Regions from separate parts of the Homo sapiens genome. Here region 2 is linked to region 1. Evidence: chromatin contacts called from ENCODE Hi-C or POLR2A ChIA-PET data. All regions are on one chromosome and are shown on one strand. Each heading gives the region's core, a stretch centred on a gene start or an enhancer-like site at or near the end of the contact. The rest is flanking DNA. Distances are from core to core; before and after follow the strand shown. Region 1 has its middle 66 kb from the start of MIR4771-2. Region 2 overlaps BCL2L11 (BCL2 like 11).

Evidence for each region. Hi-C counts contacts between places; a loop is a spot of excess contacts on that map. ChIA-PET counts read pairs that join two places held with the same protein, here RNA polymerase II (POLR2A). Pooled maps may share reads with other maps.
Region 2: a map of OCI-LY7 shows a loop between it and region 1 (11-fold over the local background). The contact joins two enhancer-like sites. A Hi-C loop is called at or near these places in 1 of 168 maps with a recorded cell type or tissue (OCI-LY7), 3 of 37 single-sample maps with no recorded cell type and 6 of 50 pooled maps. POLR2A ChIA-PET finds 5 or more read pairs at or near these places in 1 of 52 experiments (B cell).

Annotation. Positions count from the first base shown.
Region 1 is chr2:111,701,369-111,708,921 of GRCh38, reverse strand. No RefSeq gene overlaps it. Among named protein-coding and RNA genes, the nearest start is that of MIR4771-2, 66 kb to the left of the region's middle. RefSeq lists enhancers at 2,103-2,886, 2,887-3,672, 6,029-6,814 and a silencer at 2,756-3,050. Within about 2 kb of position 3,126, at least 7 of the 41 ENCODE cell types and tissues checked have a DNase peak (open chromatin) inside an H3K27ac peak, as active enhancers do; they include OCI-LY7, where a contact is called at or near this core.
Region 2 is chr2:111,154,731-111,162,283 of GRCh38, reverse strand. The region is part of intron 3 of BCL2L11 (BCL2 like 11); the gene reads right to left. Among named protein-coding and RNA genes, the nearest start is that of BCL2L11, 38 kb to the right of the region's middle. Within about 2 kb of position 4,288, at least 3 of the 41 ENCODE cell types and tissues checked have a DNase peak (open chromatin) inside an H3K27ac peak, as active enhancers do; they include OCI-LY7, where a contact is called at or near this core.

The DNA.
Region 1 (7,553 bases), core at 1,877-4,376:
GTCCAAGTTTCTGACTCCTTCCTTCCCATGGTTTGCCAGAAGGGTTATTGCCAGGTGGAGGGATATAAATTCCTTTATTATAAAGGCCTGAAACCCAGATTGCCAAATTGTTTTCCAGAATAGTTCTTCCAAAGACACATGCCTGAGGCTGCCAGCAACTGCCAGCAACCTCAGCTGGGGGCTGTGGAGGTGAGAGGAGGCCATTTATTCATTGCACATTCTTTCTGTGATTTATGAGATGAAGAGAGAGGTTGAGATTTGACTTGTTGCTTACAGAGCCGTAGGCCACAACGGAGGAAGGGAATGAATGAGTGTTGAGAATGCACCTGTGTCAGATCTGATGGGAACCATAATGACCCAATGCCTATCACCCAAGCTGTGGTGAGCAGTAACATCCAGCAGGTGTGTGGACTCCTGAATTCCTGACGTTTCTTCTGACTTTTCTCTGTACCCAGTTAACAGCCAGCAGGTTCCAAGCGTGCTCAGGTCAGGCTGGACTCTCTCTCTGAAGAACATCAAAATTGTCACTTTACACGTAATTGTAAGTACACAGACTCTGGGAAGGCAGTCCTTAGGGTGTCCTGAGAGGAAGTATTGGCTTTCTGCAGTAATGTTTCTCTTTTGTTCGGGTTCAGAGGCTACTTTTCTTGCTAACTGCTGAGTTCTGAGCTCCTGGGTGAAGTAGATTCTGAGTGCCAGTGAAGCAGAACATAATGATCCTCAAATTTAGGTTTATTTCTTTAAATAACCATAAAAAAGATTTGTAGAAAGGTCTTAGCTAAAAACACGATGCCTGGAGCCAGCCATACGCTCAGCCAATGTTCGTGATGCTGAAATGAAATGAAGTGACGAATGTCACCCCAGGAGGTGTCCAAAGAGCACCCTCCAGGGGTCAAAACCTCTACCAGGCATCCATTGCCACCTCTTCCCAAGACAGCTGAGGGCCCAGGACCAGGGCAGAAGGTCAAGCATTAGACGCTCCAGGTGCCTTGTCCCCCAGGCTGGCATCTGCCCGGTGCCAGGTGCCAGTAGAAATGTGAGAAACAGTGTCCTGCTGCAGGTGTGTGACACCACAGAGCCATGGGCTGTCGTGGCTGATGTCCGTGGGGTTGAATCTGGGCTTCGGTGGCTCTGCAGACATTACTTAATCTCACTCATCATCACATCCTTCATCTATAAAATGGGCTTACAGGCTGTCCACCTTTTGAGTGGTTGGAATCACTGATGGAAAAGTTGATATTGGAAGTGTACTGAAAAACTTAGGAGGGCTGGGCACGGTGGGTCACGCCTGTCATCCCAGCACTTTATGAGGCTGAGGTGGGTGGATCACTTGAGGCCAGGAGTTCAAGACCAGCCTGGCCAACATGGTGAAACCCTGTCTCTACTAAAATACAAAAATTAGCTGTGCATGGTGGCACACGCCTGTAATCCCAGCTACTTGGGAGGCTGAGGCAGGAGAATCGCTTGAACCCAGGAGGTGGAGGTTGTAGTGAGCCGAGACTGTGCCACTGCATTCCAGCCTGGGTGACAGAGCAAGATTCGGTCTAAAAAAAAAAAGAAAAGCTTGGGAGTTGCTAAATGAATGTTACCTTCCATGTGCCTCGTCCCACAGATTGAGCAATCCAGGAGCAGAGGCAGTGACCTAGAATCACTAGGGGTGATTATCATAAGAGATTTTCAGTATGTATGGGGGCCTTTGGGGGAGATATTTTCCCTCGAACTGAGGGAGGTCTTCTTGCGTCTTCAGGTGGTGCTTGTCCCACGGGCAGGATGCACAGTGGCTCCTACACATGGGGTTTGGCAACCCTGTCCCTCCTCACCTTGGTGCCCCAGCAGTCCCTTCATATTTCTGTCCTTCGCATCTTCTCTGAATTCCTGAATTCCTAGCTGCTGCCTTGGCAGCATGGCCTGAACACTGTGCCCACTGGCGGTCGTTTAGAGGGCAGAGGTGTTCCCTGGGCTCATAGGGAGCCCAGCCGGGCACAGGGCACAGCACTTGCAGGTGGATGGAGGCTCAGGAGGCACAAGGGTATTGCGGGCAGATGAAGTGGGGCTGTCCCCTCGCCTGCCCTTGCTGAGAAGGAGACTCTGGTGGGGTCAGAGGGTCCCAGTCCCTGGCAAGGCAGCCTAGTGGGTACCATTTGGGAACAGGCAACTCATAGCCTACTGCCGCTTGTGCATGGTTCAGCCTATAGAAGGCAGCCTTGGCTTGCAGCCCAGTCCCAGTTCCTTCCAGGTGGGACCACAAGACCTGAGCTATGTGACACAGAGCATGACAACTTTCACGTGGGCCACCTCTTCTAGAATGGCTATGAGGCCTGACAGGTCCCTGCGCCCCCTTGGACAGCTAGACTTGTGACAGTAAGTGATCAAACAGGGACAGGGCCTGGTGTGTGGCCGTCCCTCTGCCCATAGGAGGTTACCAGGTCTAGGCTGAGCTGGAGCTCCATAGCACTGGTTTCTAGAATAGTGCAGATGCTGGGCCTATCCTGGAGGCTACACTTAAAATAAAAAAAGAACAAAAAAATCTTTATTAGGGTGTAACTCTTCACAGTTATTCCTAGTGCATAGGGGAGCAACTGTTCATGATGTTTTCTGGAGGCTTCTTAAAGGAAACCTCTCACCCTCTCTCGGGTGTGGCACTTGGCTGCTGGGAACAGACAGTTTATCTTGCAGAGAAAACTGTTTTGCAAGAGGTTTCCCACCATTATGGTCTGAGGGAGGGTCCCTGCCAGCTTTTCTTAGTCACTTGGGCTTAGAGGGAAGGTGGTTTTCGTTTTTTTTTCTCTGTTCTTTTTTTCTGAAGGCAAGAGCCATCTGGGGGCAGGGCACACATGGGTAATTACCCTGACTTGGAGAGACAAAAGGACTGCTGATCAGCAGTTCTCAGGGCAGCTGCAGGTGGCTGATGCTTTTGGTGGAATATCACAAAGTACCCAGGCTGGGGGTGAGTCAGAAATCCTTAGGTCACTTGTGGTTTTCTTTCATGGTTTTGCTGTGACTATTAACTTGTTTTTACTTAACAAGAAAAACAGGTGTTTGGGTGTCTGTTTGAAACAGTGCTGCCCTGCTGTTAGCAACTCACTGTAGTCACGAGGCTGCCCTGGCTTGGCGACACTGAATACCTAACTGGAATAAGGAGCAAACCCTGGAAGAAGCCGGAAGCCAGTCCCGTGAGAGGGATGGGGCATCCCTGAGCACAAATACAGAACCTGGTTGTTGTGAATTTAAATCGAACTTGGAGTCAATCAGCCAATTCATTAATTTGAATTGCTTACTTACTGCGCCAGCCCCTAGCACCCTCCTGCACAGCTTTGGAGATGAACTTCCACCTTGGAATAAGCGTGTGTGCTTGGATCTTGGCTTTGCTTTTGTATGTGTAGCCAGGTGAGCCGGCAGCTCTCACCTGAGTTGTGTTGCTTTCTGGAGGGAAATAGAGGCAGTGCCTTCGTCCACATGCTGCTGTGGGTTTTCTTTCCACCTGGCCAGGCAGCCAGATGCTGCAGCTTTTTAAGTCTCATTAACGTCAACGTGTGCACTGCCCGTTACCAGTACCAAGAGACTGACAAGAACTCCTGCCTCCCCAGCTGCAGGTGCTGAAGGCTTCCCTCAAGTCCTTAGGCCTTAAAGGATGAGTTTCAGGCTTTCTGCAAAGACTATCAGAAATGGGAATCTGGCTCAAAGCAAGTCTGTGCAATTCTGCACAGGGATCAAAGGAAATGGAGGCACCAGTTTGAGTCCTGGGCCTTGGGCCTGGACATGGCTGGGATCTGCCAGAAAAACAGACCAGGAACTCTTTTTTTTCTCTTTTTTTTGAGACAGTTTCTTGCTCTTGTCACCCAGGCTGGAGTGCAGCGGCACGAACGCAGCAACTTACCGCCGCATTGACTTCCTGGGCTCAAGCGATTCTCCCACCTCAGCCTCCCAAGTAGCTGAAACGACAGGCATGTGCCGGCTAATTTTTCAGTTTTTTGTAGAGATGGGGTCACACTATGTTGCCCAGGCTGATCTCTGACTCCTTGGCTCAAGTGATCCTCCTGCCTTGGCCTCCCAAAGTGCTGGGATTACAGACATGAGCCACCACGCCCAGCCTGCTCTTTTTTTTTTTTTTTTTTAATTTCTTTAAAAAAATTTTTAAAAAGAAAATTGGGTGGAGAAAAACAAAGTGTTTTTTAAAAGAAAAAACAAAAACAGGAGTGGGGCTGTATTCTGCAGCTTGGAGCACAGGTGACTGTAATGCCGAATAGTGATTGCTCAGGGCATAGCCTTCCCCATCCCCTTTCACCAAACCAGACCCCAAGGCTGTGGGAATTCCTGGAAATCATGGGGTACTTGTGCTCTGTCCTGTATGGCCGAGAGCTCCAAAGATTTGCTGCCTTGCTGTGCCACTGCGGCTGGCAGGGAAGAACCAGAGCAGCCGGTGAGTCAGACACTCGGGGTGATTGTTGCTGAAGTCATTTCTGAGGGAGGTGGTCAGCACCTCACTGCAACCAACTGCTCTCCAGGAGGCACCAGTTGCAAAGGTGGGCGAGTGCAGTCGCTGCAGGCAGACTTTGCTCTGTATCTTGCTGTGTCCCCAGTACTGTGGACATGCCCAGATCCCAGCAGACAGTTCATCTGTTGGATTAATCTGTTTTATTCTTTTTGAAGAAGAGGCAGTCCAGGGTGGAAAGCCTGAGAGTGCATCACCCGTCACTTCAGGAGACATCCTCACCTCCGATTCCTTATGTATATCAGATAGGGTGTTCGTGGGCCCTTCCCTGGGCCTCCCTGAGGTGTGAATTGCCTGTGTGAAGGGAAGTTGAAGCTGGTGCCTTGTAGGTCCCCTAACAGTGGCTGCAGGTGAGCCCTGAGCCATCTGGGCAAAGCCAGCTGTCATAAATGACCAAGCAAGTTGGCTTGTGGCTAAATTGATGTCCTCACCAGCATGTCCTCGCCAGAAGGGTGAAACTTCATCAGGACAGGCCGCACGCCAGTCGCAACTGCCCTTGAGGCAAATGAGAGACTCCTTCCATCTCTGCAATTCCCACACTTGGGGAGTGCCTGTGCTTTGCAGAGGCCCATGGTGAAGAGACAAGGGTGGCTTATTGTCTGGCTGGGGAAGCCCAGGGCTCAGGGCTCCTGGCACAGGGAAGGTGCCGGGAGCCCACAGGCTTCCAAGGGCCTGAGTGAGGATGGCTGGTGGATGTCTGCCCTGCTGGCCACGCTCACTACTCACCGAGGCAGAGTTGGCTCTGCTCAGCCTCTGAATGCCTAGGAGGCATTTGTTGTCTGTGCAGGGACAATGAGAATCCAGGATTAGAGGGGGACAAGGGTCCTAAAATCCACACAGGCCACTCCTAAGGTTTGTTGATTTGACTAGCATGAATTGAGTGCCTACCGTATACAGGAAACTGTGCCAGGTTCACAGGGATGTATCTGTGGCTGGTAGTGGATGAAATGAGGCATCGTGACAGGAGCTGCTGTCAAGCTTCCCGGAGCCTGAAGGTTCTTAGGGAAGTGGAGATGGGGATGACAGGGGCATTCAGGAACTACCAACAGAAGAGAAGCATTTACTCTTTTCTCTTTCTTTCTTTCTTTTTTTTTTTTTGAGACAGGGTCTCACTCTGTGGCCTGGGCTAGAGTGCAGTGTGGTGTGATCATAGCTCACTGCAGCCTCGGTCTCCCAGGTTCAAGCGATCCTCCCACCTCAGCCTCCCGAGTAGCTGGGACTACAGATGTGCACCACCACACCCGGTGAATTTTTGTATTTTTTTGTAGAGACAGGGTCTTGCCATGTTGCCCAGGCTGGTCTCGAATTCCTGGGCTCAAGCAATTCGCTCACCTCAGCCTCCCAAAGTGTTGGGATTACAGGTGTGAGCCACTGCGCCCTGCCAGCTCTTTTATGTTTAAAATCCAGTCCTTGGTTTTTGTTTATCCATCTGGCAGTGGCTCCAGGAATACAGTCACCCCAGCATGTCTGCCACTTACCTGCCCAGGTCGATCTTCCCATCTATCAGACTTGGGCACAAAGTGTGGCGGGTTGGTGCCTAGAAGAGAGATCAGGAGGAGGGGAGACCCCACAGAGCAGTCTGGTGCCCCTCCTCCTCTGTTTACCGACTTCCTTGGAAACCAGGACCATGCTTTACTGCCTGTGCTCCATTGTCCTCTCACTTCCTGGAGATGGACACTGAGTCCCTTTTTCTCTCTCCCAACATCGAATGACCCTGACCTTTCCTTCCTCCACAGTCCGCACTTCACCAGAACATGATCTCGCTCTGTGCGAAGATGCATGTGGTCCGGGGAGGGGAGCCTGGCCTGGCCTGTCCTCCAAGTCTGCCTTCCGGAGGGAGCGAGAAGTCGTGGGCTGAAGCTGAGTGTCTCTCCCCGCAGCCATCAGGAGTCCACCAGCTGTGGACACGTGGGAGGGGTTCTTCATTCTTGGGGCCTCCCTTCCTTTGTGCTCACACAGAGAGGGAGCTGTGAAAACTGCTCTAACACAAGGGCCTGGGAGAGAAGGTGGACCGACCGCACCTTTCATCTGGTGTGGGTGGGGAATTGTCTTTCCTTGTTCTCAGTTCCTGTGAAGGGAATTTCCTCTCCCCTACCACGGAGGGGCAGTGTTGGGCTGAACACTTTGTTTTTCTGCACCCAATTTTCTGACTTGCCCCCAGGGAGGTGCTGTGTTTTGTCTGACCAGAGAGACTGTTGAGGGCCTGATGCATGTTGGCTCAACTTATGAGCGACCATGGCCACCATGTTGCTGTCATGAACTCTCTCCCTCTCTCTCTCTCTCTCCTCCTCTCTTCTCTCTCACCCACCACGCATCTCACCACCGGGAAGAAGTGCCAGGGCCCTTCTCTGTTTTCTTTCTGAGGGAAAAGGACATCTGTGGCAGAACCAGTCTCTTTTGACAGCCCATTTCTTGCCTGCCGTCTGCTGGACCTTTGGGCCGGGGCGTAACCTTCCAAACGGGACTTGGCAGACTCAATTCTCCCCTTTGGCAGTTCCGAGCCCAAGACTTGAGGGTGATGCTAGGAGCCTCCAGTTCGCCCTCTGGGACCAACCAAGTTCTAGAATCCAGCTTTTCCACAGAGCGGTGAGCTTTCCAAGTTTGGGGTTATCTAGTCCTTATGTTCATCAAGTGTTCTCTCACATGAGTTGTAAGATTTCAGGGAAATGTAAGTTTTCTTGAGCTCTGGCTAATCAGAAATACTCTTAGAAGTGTCTCCACTCATTCATGAGTATCATCCATGTCCTTATTGCAGTCACATTTTACGAGTTGCACTGATCTCATTGGCCAGTCTCTGCTCCATGGTGTCCAGGACCTCAGCTGGTGAGGCGCAAAGTGTCAGGTGAGGTGCAAAGGCTGAGGCCTGGAGTCCTCCAAGGCTCCCTTGCACTTATGGCACTTCATGCCAGTTATCAGCTGGGACTTCGGTTGGAGCAGGCTGCCAGCACACCTGCGTGTGGCCTGGGCCTTCTCTCAGCACTGTAGCCTCAGGGCAGGAGTGGGTGTCAGATTTCTTACTTGGGGCTCAAGATTGCAAATACCAAGGTGGAGACTGCATCTC
Region 2 (7,553 bases), core at 3,039-5,538, 550 kb after region 1:
TGACAACATGGCACACGCTTTTAAGCTGACAAGCAATTGCTTTTGGACGACATTCAACAGAGGAAGCCATTACCACGGATTCAAAGAGCCGTGCCAGCCCAGAAAGCATTTGACAGCTGGCACGGCCGGCTGGAGCTGCTGTTGGCTCGAAGTGTATGCCCGTATTGCAAAAGACAGCTGGAGGATGGGCAGCCCCTACCTCTGTAGACTGGCTGCCCTCTAATACCTGCAGCCATAAAAATTACTGTGGCTTATAGTCGGGGCCTGGTGACACTAAACTGGGGCAAGTGGCCAAAAGCTGCAGTGGGGCAAAGACGCAGAACTAGGACTGATGGCTCAACGCTGCTCAAAGCGCCAACAGCTTCAGCCAGCTCCAGTGAAATCTCCCTGCGATCTAGATACTGAGGAACGGCTGCTACAATTCAGCTCCTAAACCAGGGCCTTTGGTTTTGGGGTGGTATAAAGGGTCAGGAGGGAGTCTGAAGCAATTAGAGAAAGCCCCCTAAGATGGAATTTACTGGTGAAAGGTCAAAGTAAGGGCACACCCAGTGGCTTCTGGCCAGGGTAGCACATCCAAGATGGAATTGGAAAGTCAGGACTAAAGATGACAATCCCTGTATTGCAGGGGAGTTGCCAGTTAAAGGCAAGTATGACACTAAGACTGAGCCAGGAGCTGTCATTTGCAGTGTGAGTGGTTCCTCGCATCTAACATGGGCTAAGACAATAAACACACCCATAAGCGGATCATCAGCAGCCATGCCTTGACCGTCTTCCTGAGACCTGCTGTCTGCAGAGCTGGCCTCCCGCCTAGTGTCCAATAAGTCTGCGTCTGCTACAGTGGTTCTTAATCAGGTGGAAGAGGCATCTGTGAATCAAAAGTGCATTTAAGTTCTGCCACTCCCAAACTGGGTAATATAAAAAAGACAGACTGTCTTTCCTGATTACAAGCGTTTTTTAAAAAACTATTAAAATAAATACAATCAGGGAAGATGCTCCACTCCCTCCTGAAACTTCTGGGTATCTTCCTCTTTATGGGCTGAACTGTACACTGTGTCCCCTCAATTCATCTGTTGCAGTCCTAACCCCCCGGACCTCAGGCTGTGACTGTAAGTGGAGACAGGGTCATCAATAAGGTGATTAAGTTAAAATGAGGTCACTGTGGGGTGGGCTCTAATCCACGGTGTTCTGGTAAGAGACAATCAGGACACAGAAACCCACGGAGGGAGACCACGTGAAGACACAGGGGATGACAGCATCTACAGGTCTGGAGGCTAAGTCTGCACCATGATCACAGACTTCCAGCCTCCAGAACTAAGAAAAATAAATTCCTGTTGTGTGAGCCACCCAGTCTCTGGAACTCTGCACAGCAGCCCTAGCTGACTAATACACACTTTCACTGATGCTCTCAGTCTGTCACTCTTTAAGTGAAAACAATCCTTCTTACAGAGTTGGGTAACTCTGTTTTAGTCTAAATTGCAAAAATACTTTAGAAAGGTATAACAACTCATTTGGGTGAAGGAGATTATTTTTAAAGACCAAATTTGCTAGTAAGTTACAACTGAAGTGACCATATACTACAGTTCTCTCCTCTCTCACTTTCTCTACGCAGACACACATACACACAATCACAAGTGCACAAAGAGGAGGGCCCCACCCAGTTGGGTACTGTAATCTCCATAGCCTAAATCAAGAGCTATATGAGGACTGGGTTACCTGGAGGTAACTGCCTTTTGTGGCCATCCCATGTGTCCAGAAGATGACTCCTTCAACATTCACAACCTTGTGTGTCCCTCCAGGAACCAGTTCCTGACAGCCCCTGCCCCTCTCAGGGTAAGGGGCTCCAGTGGCCCTGTTGCTGACCAGCATCAGGTGGGGGGCCTGACTTCAAGGCACGTGTCTGTGTACCCACTAGGTCTGATGGTAATAGCTGTGTCGCCAGCACAAAACAGTAAACAAGATAATAAAGTAAGGACAATACAGAGGCAAATAAAATGAGAGGGAAAAAAACCACTGGCCAGAGAGGAAGTGGGGGAGCCAGGGCAGGAAGGCACCAGGGTGAATCCCCACATCAAGCCCCAAAGGAAGAGGAGAATTTCTTGGAAGGACAAGAGGAGAATGGGCAGTGCAGGTGGAGAGAGAAGCTGGGCAGAGGCAGCAAGGCCAACAGGCAGAAGGGGCCAGCAGTTCAGTAAAGATAATCTCAGTAGTGGATAAGTATTTATCATAAACCAGAAGGAAAGATTATGCCAAGTTGCAGGATTGCTCCCCCACAGACTGTGCCCTCTAAGTGTAAAGGCATAGGATTATGTGTCTACAAGTTCCTCAGCATAGACTTAAGCAGTCTTTCTCTGAAGATATGAACAATGCCCTTTGAGACGGTGTCGAGCATTCAACAGGGAATTCCTAAATAGTTCTTCACATGTCCCCATGACACCAGATGGCACAAGCTCATCTGGGTGGCAACCTGGGAGGAGCTGTACCACAGGAATGCCCTAGCGTGGGGTTCCTGCTGCCTTGCCAGGGGCTGGAGCTGCCACTGCAGCGAGGAACATTAAGTGCAGGGCAGAAGCATCTTCAATTTACACTTGGGACGACCAATTAAGTGTCAGGGAATTTAATGACATTCTAATGCCAAAATAATCACAGAACACCACTCTCTTGCTCAGTCCAGGGAAGCAGATGCTTGGAAAACAATAGAGGCCCTGGCCCCAGGGAACTGGTCAGGTTGAACAGCAGACAACTATAGAATGCAGCTTTGGATTCAGCTTCACTCTCCAACAGTGAGAGGAGTCGAACCTTTGAAAAGCTGCCTAGGGCACTCCAGGCCTTTGGACTTTGTGTGCCCAAGCTTGGGGATGGAAGAATTGCCATGGCCACCACTAAATGAAATAACCTAGCCCATGCTTTTCAGTCCCCACAACAACCCTGAGTGCCAGGGTAGCATTCCCTATGCTGTTTTGCAGCCAGTGACTACAGAGGTCAAGCAAGTGACTCAAAGTGCAGCTGAAGACAGTGGCAGGACAGGATGGGTACTCTTGGCCCACATGAAGATGGAATGCCAGAAGCAGGAAAGAAGTTAAACGAGGGCTTTCAGGCCAGCACCTTCCCTCCTCGCACACCCTGTGCCTGTGCCTGTGCCTCTGCTGGGAAGGGCCCGTTGCTCCTCAGACCTGAAAGGGGCCTTGTTTCAGGCTGAGCTGAGGCCACAGAGGTTCTGGAGTGCGAATTGAGAATCACTAAGTGATTCCTACAATGCAGCTCAGAATACAGCCCACTCATCCATGCTCCAAAGGCAGGGCTGACACCCACTGGGCCCAAGGACTCGGTAAGTACAACACAGACCTAGACATAGCATGGCTCAAAGGGGACTTAAATTAAGAAAGCGCAAATGTGTGTAACACAATTTAAAAAAAAAGGTTGAGATCAGACATGACATCAAGGAGTTATCCTGGGAACCAGGGGTGAGATGTGCTGTAAGAGAGCCACAGTTTAGTTAAGAGTTTCCTGGCAGTCAGAGCAACGAGGGAAAAACGACAATTTCATTGTCATATCAAAGCAAGCTCAATTCCTAATTCTAAGAGGCATTCAAAAACAAGGTATACCTATAGAACTCTGAGATGCAGAGGAATTTAACTTACTCAAAAACTTGTTTCTTACAGAATTTCAACAGTAAATGTATAGGATGTCCTGAAACTTATTTTTTATATATATTTAAGTGTTTATATATATACTATAAATTATTATACATTATATATAATAGGAGGCTGAATTTTGGACTGTGAGACCAGGAAGGACAGAGGGAATCTCTGCTCCAGGCTCAGGCAACTGAGGAAGCAGTCTCTCTGGTTGGTGTCTGATCCCCACAGGCTGCAGAAGAGAGGGCCTGGGATGGACATCCAGGAGCCTGAGAATACCCAGGGGCTGTCACGGCATCTTTAGGGACACTGAGGTGGCAGGGTGGGACATGGAACTAGGAGTCACCCCCCTGATTCTGTTAGAACTACCACTCCACGACTCGTTCATAACCCAGCAGTCTAAACAGCATTTTAACTGGCAACTAAGTGACACAGAAGTCAGAGAGAAAAAGGCCCAGCACACAGTTGAGCATGATGTGGAGCTCTTCAGGAAGATCTGGTCTCTCTCCACTTTCAGACCAACAACCACAGTCAAACGGCAGCTGAGCTGGTATTTCAGCACTGGTTCCATATGCATGCTGTTTTCAGGTGTCAGAGGAGATTGCTACAATACTGCCCAACACCAAATCCACTTTCTATTCATCACCAAGGCAACATGGATATTTGCATAGCTTGTGCCTGCTGCACTTTGATGTCACCACAGCTGGGGAAAGGGCACTAGGAAGTTCCCTCCCAGATGCATGGTACCTTCACCCCAAACCAGGAGAGCACTCTCCCCTAGCGTTGCAAAGCTATGGGTGCTGCAGCTGATCTGCTATGGTGACAATGTGGTCTTCAGAAGTCAGATAAAAACTACATTTGCATAAACCAAACTTTTATCCTATTTTTGACACACTATTTCAAAGAAATTATGATAGTTAAGGCTTATTGTGACACAAATCTCTTCTCCAGTGAATGTCCAGGTGAGGCTGTGCACTGAGGCTCTTCAGGCAGCACAGCACAGCCCTCCACTTGGTAGGTCTCTAGCCTGTCAGACTCCAGACCTGGTGCTGGCTAAACTGGGGAACAACTCCCACCTGCCACTTCTGAAATCGTCACTGTTCTATGGCCAACCACAGAGAAGAGACAGATTGTTCTGACATCTGTGTGAGGCACCAGTAGTTGGAATATTAGATTCAGAGAAGAAACACACTGTTCCAAAATGTTTCAGCCTCAGAAAAAAGCTAAGTGAGACGTAACATAGTTTAACCACAACTAAAACCTCTCCACTTTGTTTCAGGTGGTAGAAGTCTAGTGAAGGATGATATGAGAAGCTTATTATTTTTGAACGTCTGCAGCAGGGCCAAGCCTTAGTTTGTGTGCATCTTCATTTCCTCCTCAAGAGATTTAAAAAAAACCCCAGTTAGACCTCCTGAAGTCCCCTTCCAGGCACCTGCATCTCCTTCCTCATGGTTATGTGTTAATGGCCTTGATCCAGAGCTGCAAGGCAGCCCTGCAGGTGTAGGCACCTGCCAAACAGATGAGCACTCACACGTGGTGCAAACAAGCACAAGTCCTTTAGCCCGATGCCCATCCAGCCATTTAAACACACACCAGTGCCTCAGCCTCATCTCATATTTGCCTACACCCAGACACAGCATGTGCAGTAGGGTCAAACACACAACTTGTTTAAAAAGCAGTTCCAGAGTATTTAAAAGATAGACAGGTGAACAGAGTTCCTGGCATCTCCCTTTCTAAACGCCGAAGACCCATTGAAAAATGTTTCAATTACAGTTCAAAGTGAGAGGAAACAGAATTACGATAACAGATGATAATAAGAATTTTCTAGCTCCATCTCTAAATGTTCTTACTTAATCTCCACTACATGCCTAAGGGATAGACCAGACAATTGGCCTCCTAAAGGTTAAGGGTAGAGTCAGGGCTCTAGGTCTGACCCCAAAGTCCCCACACTTCTCTGTGAGTCGTGTTTTCCTACGAGATCACACTCTGGCTTCAACGAGTAACAGAACGCGCTTGTTTGGAAAACCAGCAATCCATAGTCCACATAATCCCAGCCACATGTTCTCCCAAAAGTCTGAGGGGAAGAACCAAGGAGCTCATCACCTCTGGCCATTGTACTTCTGGGACGGAAACGGGGTAGTCTAAGACAGGAAAGAAAGGCTCCTAAACCCAAACACTGAGCTGCCTCCTCCAGCTTTAAGGAAAACTCTTGCTGAACCTGAATGAAAACCGTGCCACTGATCAATGGCAGGTACCAATTTATCTAAGCTCCTCATGACTGCTTTTGTTATGAAAACTGACATTCTATCAACTCATGTGAGTGAAGTGTGGGGCAACCTATCATTGCATGAGTTAGGTCTAATTTGAATTTAATATCTGATGTGCAGATTTCCACGACTCTTTTCACAGCCAGTAACAGAAAGCAACTTCTTTTACTAAACTCCAACATTCAATTAATGAAGACCTCCAAAGTACGCTGAGAACACACGTTTGGGTTTGTGTTCAGTTTGTGCAATTACCAAGCAGGCTAAACTTTAGTCCTTGCCTTTGTACATTATTCACAGAAGAGTGACTACCATTTATAAAAACAAGAATGAGATAGCACTGGGGATTTCACTTCTCAAGAAGGAGAGCATATAAGTATTTCAAATTCATACAGAGCACAGGAAAATGCTAATGTAATGACACGTTAAATTCTTTCCATCAAAATCAGTCTGCAAGTCACCTTCTCAACTCTACTTTGTCTCATTCAGGGCTAGATTTTGGTCTACATGCACTTCAATCAATTCCTGTCTGCACATGCCCTGGACAGAGTAGGAAGTAGGCAGTGTAAACAAAAGATCACTGTTTCTTGTGATCAAACAATGAAAGGGTTTTTATTCACTGCTGGCCTCATCTGGAGAGCAGCTTCATGTGCTGCTGTCCACTGCAGCCCACCACCAGGACATGCCCAGGTCACAGTTAGCCAAGAGCAGTGTTCCTGCACATGGAGTGACTTGAGCTGGACAACCTGACTGTGAAGAACCTAGAAGCCACAGAAGGTAAACAACTCCAGCTTCAGTATTAGGGGTTATGGAGGGGAAAGAGGGAGGCATGTTGGTTGCAGAATGGGTCCAGTTATTCCAAGAGTAAGCATTTTTACATTCTAAGGGCTTCTGACTGCAGCCCCAGCCCATGGTCAAGACTCCCACCCAAGTAGACACTATCCTTCCAGTACCTCCGGCCCACATCTACAGAGGGTCGCAATCTACACTTGCTGGCACTGCGTCCAGCAGATGAACCGGTACATGCGCTCACACAGTTTGGGTGATGAAAGAAACTGGCAACCGCTACTGAAGAACAGTCTGGCTGTCTTGGGCTGACACACTCACCAGGAAGAGAAGGTGCAGGCTGCAGAAATACAAACACTGCACCACTCAGGTAAAGGCAAGCTGCTCACTTTCTCACAAATTCCAAAATATTTAGTTTCTCAGAGAACTTCTCTTCCCTCCATGCCTACTAACATCCTTACGCTACCTAGCCTTTACCAATAGCCTCCCTACTCGCCACTAAGGAGTCTCACAAGCTTGGAGTCTTTTAAGAGTGCCCTGCACAGCAGACCTGCATAGGAAGAGCTGTGAGGGTCAGTAGCCCTCTGGCCAAAGTTCATTCCGCAACAAATGACTTTTAAGAGCTCCGTGACCTTCACAGCCCCTGGGCTTTGTCCCACAACTGGTTCTCCCTGTGCCTGCACTACTGGTGCCTCCCGCCAAATCATTAAGAATCTGAGCATCAAAATAAATATTGACAGTAACGCATTGCAGCCCATTGAATAAAACAGGAATCTATGAATCCAAGTTGTTATACTAAATAACTATATAAGAGAGAAAGGAAAGCTCTTTGTCCTTTATAATCTCTGTCCTATTACAAATGGAAAAG